Linked DNA regions of Homo sapiens: region 2 is linked to region 1. A link is a loop called in an ENCODE intact Hi-C map of the cell type or tissue named here. Cell type or tissue: GM12878. All regions are shown on one strand. Each heading gives the region's core, and the rest is flanking DNA. Links, peaks and the distances in the headings are about the cores only. Region 1 has its middle 30 kb from the start of CCL20. Region 2 has its middle 23 kb from the start of DAW1.

Region 1 (2,915 bases), core at 215-2,714:
TCTCCGTCACTTTGCTCTCACCCCAGGGACCGCAGCCTGTCCTGAAAACTGGGCACAGTGATGGGGCTCTGTTATTTTCTGTTCATTTCTCTGTTGTTCTCTGCATCCCTACCCACTTTGTTGAATAGGTCTCTTCATAGATTGCTTGTCATCTCTGGGGACACTCCAGTTTCTTAACTCTTGAGCATCGTGACATCCTGTTCTTCTGCCTGGATGATCCACAGCTGAACTCATACGGCTCCCACCTTCTGTAGCTGCTGTCCACTCCATTCCTGTCTCACCTCAGGTCTTGATGCAGTCCCCAGTCTTCCTTGTCCCATGGTTGTCTACTGAGGCCAAGGTGCTGTGTGAGAAACACAGCAGTGCCACTCAGGAATGTCTTGCGCAAGGTGGATGTCCAAGACTCTGCTGCTGAAGTTGTAGCAGGCAGCATCCATGTGTTCATCCTCCCGCATTGTTTCTTCATTTTATTTTATTTTTCGAGATGGAGTTTCGCTCTTATTGCCCAGGCTGGAGTGTAATGGCACGGTCTTGGCTCACCACAACCTCCACCTCCCAGGTTCAAGTGATTCTCCTGCCTCAGCCTCCTGAGTAGCTGGGAATATAGGCATGTGCCATCACGCCTGGGTAATTTTTGTATTTTTAGTAGAGTGGGGGGTTTCATCATGTTGGCCAGGCTGGTCTGAACTCCTGACCTCACATGATCTACCTGCCTCGGCCTCCCAAAGTGCTGGGATTATAGGAGTGAGCCACCGTGCCCAGCCTCTCCCACATTATTTCATTCTGTACCATGTTGTTGCTGAAGGAGCATGAGCTCTAGTGCCAGGCAGACTCACGTTTCCATCGGGGCTCTGGGACTTACTAGCTATGTGGCCTGCGGTAGGACATAAATTTTTCTGAGTTTCAGTTTCTTCATCTGTAAAGAAAAATGGGTGTGAATACACTTACCTCTCCCAGTTGTTGTATGGATTGATTTAGAAGGTGTAGACAGCTTCACTGTTCACAAGATTCATGTGATTCTGGTATGAGTAGTTTCCAAATATTCTGAGAGACACAGGAGTAAATAATGGATTCAAAAGTCCCTAGCCTGGGATTTTTTAATGTTATGAGTTAATATTTGAAAATCACTAACAAAAAGGTCTGGAATAAAAGCCATGTTAGTGTTATGTAAATGTTGTTTAAAAAAGGAAGTTCCCTTTCTTCTTCCTTCTATATAGTAAGGATCTTGAGCTATTGACTGAGGTTTCAAAGTGAAGAAATGGGAAAAACCATTTATATGGGGTTGCTAGTCACACCAGGAGTTGGGGGCAATGCCCACCTTGGTTGGATTCTACTGTGGTAACAATGGACCCCACAAGACAGCCAGAACTTCAAACAGCATGGAAGAGGTGGTCACTGTGCTAGCTGAGAAGTGAAACTTCATTGCGCTTTTGAAGAAATTCTGTCACCGAAACGAAAGAAAAACTAAGTGGATAGCAAGTAGAGTTCTGCTTCTCAAAGCGTGTAGTGATTCCCCTCCCACCCACGTAGAATAACCACATCTCAAGCACTTTCTTAAAGATCCCTGACTGTCTGACTAGAATATCCTCCTTGTCCACTCAATGTTTTTTTTTTGAAACAGAGTCTTTCTCTGTTGCCCAGGCTGGAGTGCAGTGGTATGATCTTGGCTCACTGCAACCTCCCATGTTCAAGCGATTTTCCTGCCTCAGCTTCCCCAGTAGCTGGGATTACAGGTGCCCGCCGCCATATCTGGCTGATTTTGGTATTTTTAGTAGAGATGGGGTTTCACCATGTTGGCCAGGCTAGTCTTGAACTTTTGACTTCAAGTGATCCACCCATCTCAGCCTCCCAAAGTGCTGGGATCACAGACGTGAGCCACCGCACCGGGCCTGTCCACTCAGCTTTAATCCTAGCATCGAGACCTTTTCTGTTATCTCATTTTTTGTCCCCTATTTCACTTTCCCAGATCCATATAACACCAGTGAGAAATAACCCCAAATACCTAGGGAGAAGTGTGATCTCACTGTGTTCACTTTTTCCCGAACATGAGCTCCACGATTGTTTCCAAACAGTAAAAGCAGTTTCTCCTTTTTATCTCTTCTGGTAAAGCTGCAGTTGGGAAGCAGAGAGGTTTGGCAGAGTTGATGGGACCTTTGGGGTGGTTTGTTTCCTATTGGAAAGAAAATGAGGGTAGGAAGCTGCTGAACAAAGAGTCTCTGCCTTGCCTTTGCAGGGCTGCTGACCCTCATAATGGGCAGAAGCTACTGCCAGCCTGCTGCATAGAGCTGTCTTTGCAGATTTAATACTTTAGTGAGGGGCTAGGGGCCTACTGCTGAGCCCAGGATATAGTCAGTTACTAAACCTTGCGTCATGAAGCCAGCTGGCAAATCTTTAGTTTTGTTCTGGTTAGATGTGACCATGACTTTGGTTTTTATTTACTTCTCTCTTTTGTATAACTATAAATATTTTTAGACTGGGTGCTACACAGTTAAGTCTGTATATATGATTTGCATTATCCAGTTTAGGCCCAAAGTCAGGAAAATTGCTGCCATGCAAGATGAGTTGACATGTTCCTGTTTTTGTGGCTAAGAAGCTTTGGTATATAGAATTAGAAAAATGCTCTCAATAGCAAAGACTTGGAACCAACCCAAATGTCCATCAATGATAGACTGGATTAAGAAAATGTGGCACATATATACCATGGAATACTATGCAGCTATAAAAAAGGATGAGTTCATGTCCTTTGCAGGGACATGGATGAAGCTGGAAACCATCATTCTCAGCAAACTATCACAAGGGCAGAAAACAAAACACCGCATGTTCTCACTCATAGGTGGGAATTGAACAATGAGATCATTTGGACACAGGGCAGGGAACATTGATCACTGGGGCCTGTTGGGGGGTGGGGGGCTGGG
Region 2 (2,915 bases), core at 204-2,703, 65 kb after region 1:
TGCAATTCTTCCCTCTACTCCGGCCCTCCAGGTGAGTGTGAGGGTTTAAGAAATGGGGCCCCCAAAGCAGGTCAGAGGCCAGAATATGTTCTGTTCATGTTTAGAAGATTTACTGGAGAGTTTTTGGAAGCAAGAACATTTTTGTTATGAAGTAAAAAGGAATATCTAAGATATCCCTCCGGCCGGGCGCGGTGGCTCACGCCTGTAATCCCAGCACTTTGGGAGGCCGAGGCGGGCGGATCACGAGGTCAGGAGATCGAGAGCATCCTGGCTAACACAGTGAAACCCCGTCTCTACTAAAAATACAAAAAATTAGCCGGGCATGGTGGCGGGCGCCTGTAGTCCCAGCTACTCGGGAGGCTGAGGCAGGAGAACGGCGTGAACCCGGGAGGCGGAGCTTGCTGTGAGCCGCGATCTCGCCACTGCACTCCAGCCTGGCAACAGAGCGAGACTCCGTCTCAAAAAAAAAAAAAAAAAAAAAAAAAAAAGATATCCCTCCTTCTCCCTTAGAACAAGGAAATACAAACTAACGGAAAAACCAAGGAAGATGTAAAGAAAAGAAGAGAAAACTAAGGAAAACTTGAGAAAATTGAGGCACAGATACAAAGGGGAAGAGAGAGAAGGGAATGAGTCAGGAGGGAAACAGAGAAAAGAGATTAAAGACATAAAAAGATAAAAGTATCGGGAAGCATTGCAGTGTGAAAGGGAAGAAATAAGCAAAGAAGACTTTGGAAGCTGCGTTCTTAAGATCTCTCTTAGATGAAAAAGGGGAGAGATAAATGAGAGAAAAGTAAAAAAGTTTTAGCAGAAAAAAAGAGAAATGATCAGAAATGTTTAATAGAAACATGAAAATTAGAAGTTCATGGGGCAAAAATAAAATGTGGCTTATTTTTATTTCTCTTTCTTAAAAGAGCAAACATTTGCAGGAAATCAAAAGGGCTCAAATTTCAAAGATCAACAAAACCAAGTGATGGGAAAAGCCTTTATAAGAGAAACTAGAATGGCATAAGAGGAATCTTAATAGTTTGATCATTTAAACAGGCTAAGGTAAATACTCACGCGAAAGAACCAAAAACTTTGTAAGAGTTATGATGCCAGAGAAAATAAGGAAGAAGAAAAAAGTGAACACTGTTACGTGTTCTAACTTGCAAGTCTCTTTCCCTCTTACTCTGCTAAGAATAAAAGAAAAGGCGGAAGGAAGAGATGAAAAGGGGGTCATTCCAACTCATTAAAACAGGGAAAAACCAACTATTGCAGAAAGGAATGGTGAGCCTGGTAAAAGTTGGGAGGAGGATGGGAAATTGCAAGAAGAGGGTTGTTAAAGTTATGAGTTCATTTTCCCTCGCCCCCTCATGGTACCATACTCACTCGACTGGAAAGGCAAGTTTCACTCCAGCAAATGAAGCAGCAAGGAAGTGACTTCACAAAAATCTTCCTCTGCTCTAGGGTAATTTGGGCCTTTCATGATTTAACTCAGTCTACCACATCTTGACCTAGTTGAAAACTGGGTCAGACTATTTTTCTTGAACGGAAGCCTAAAAACCACCCTCCCTTAAATGAATTTATATTTTTGCAGTATTGTCTATACTCAGTTTCTCTTTTACCTTTTTGGAGATGCTAACAAAAATTACTCAAGCCAGTTAAAGACCCTGGACCCAGAATCCATCGACAGAGGAAAAGGAATCAGGGATTTCATAGGAAAGTTGGAAGATTTGCTTTCGGTCCTTCTCCTGGTGGGGCACTGGGTGTTAATTTAAGTGACAATCAGCCCATTTCAGTCATGACCTTCCTCCCTCTCTGAGCAATTACTGAGGCACAGAAGAACTCCATTTTGGCTCAAAGAGTTTGTAAACCAAAAATAAAATTACAAGGCCCCGCCAACCATCTGAATGGACCCCTCTTCTCAGACAAGGGCATTCCAAAGTTGGTTCAAGCCATAATGTGAAGGGAGGGTTGGACATGCCACATTACACCCTCCTTCCTTTTGGAATTCAGGAAAAGCCAACCAGCATTAATATCGACACAGACCTTGAAGTCTGGTAAGAAATATTTACAATCTATTCTCTTGGAAGCCTGCTACTTAGAGGCTTCATCTGATTGATAAAACTTTGGTCTTCACGACCCCTTATCATCCTAAACCAGACACTTGTTTCTATTGATTCCAGGTCTTTAGATAATAACTCTTTCAACCAATTGTCCATCAGAAAAATTTTAAATCTACCTATAACTTGGAAGCCCCACTGCTTCGAGTTATCCTGGCTTTCCGGACTGAATCAATGTACATCTACATGTATTTGATTAATGTCTCCTGTCTCCCTTGAATTTATAAAACTAGGCCGTGCCTCGACCACCTTGGGCACAAGTTCTTGAGATCTCCTGAGGGCTGTGTCACAGACCATTGGTCCCTCATATTTGGCTCAGAGTAAATCTCTTCAGATATTTTAGAGTTTGACTCTTTTCCTCAGCAATTTCTATGAGGTGTGGAAGAAAGGCGTCAGGAGTTGGGGAAGAGAAGAGTGAGGAATAAATGAGGCTGCCCAGTTAGGTTAGGGGCAGGGACTCCCAGGACACATTGAGGAGTTTGGGAGGATGATAAAAAGAGTGGCAATATGATTAAAGCAGATTAGAAGAAACAGGCGTGGCTGGTGGAGGGATGTGAGAGAAAACTGGCCAGAGTGGGAAGCAAATTGATTCTTGATGAGTAAATGCATCCTGGCCAGGACCATAAATACTCCCTAGAGTATGATTACTCATGATCTTTTCCCCATCTGGCTGGTTGGAATAGGTATAATCCCTAAGGAAGCTTGCCAGATAGAATAAAATAGAGGATACCTCATTAACTTCAAATTTCAGATGAACAACATATTTTTTTTAGTGCTATTATGTCCCAGGCAATATTTGGAGCCCACTTAAAA

Evidence for each region. A loop is a pair of places that touch in the nucleus more often than their neighbours do. Peaks named below come from ENCODE experiments on the same cell type or tissue, not always from the same donor. Only the 100,000 strongest peaks of a DNase experiment are listed, where the experiment ranks them.
Region 2: a loop joins it to region 1, with 3 times the contacts of the local background. A loop is called at or near these places in 4 of 110 quality-filtered maps.

Annotation. Positions count from the first base shown.
Region 1 is chr2:227,782,153-227,785,067 of GRCh38, forward strand. No RefSeq gene overlaps it. Among named protein-coding and RNA genes, the nearest start is that of CCL20, 30 kb to the right of the region's middle. In GM12878, for the core only: no CTCF peak of the experiment used is centred there; DNase peaks (open chromatin) are centred at 896 and 1,469; H3K4me3 peaks cover 817 bases; H3K27ac peaks cover 1,896 bases.
Region 2 is chr2:227,847,402-227,850,316 of GRCh38, forward strand. No RefSeq gene overlaps it. Among named protein-coding and RNA genes, the nearest start is that of DAW1, 23 kb to the right of the region's middle. In GM12878, for the core only: no CTCF peak of the experiment used is centred there; a DNase peak (open chromatin) is centred at 1,350; H3K4me3 peaks cover 294 bases; H3K27ac peaks cover 949 bases.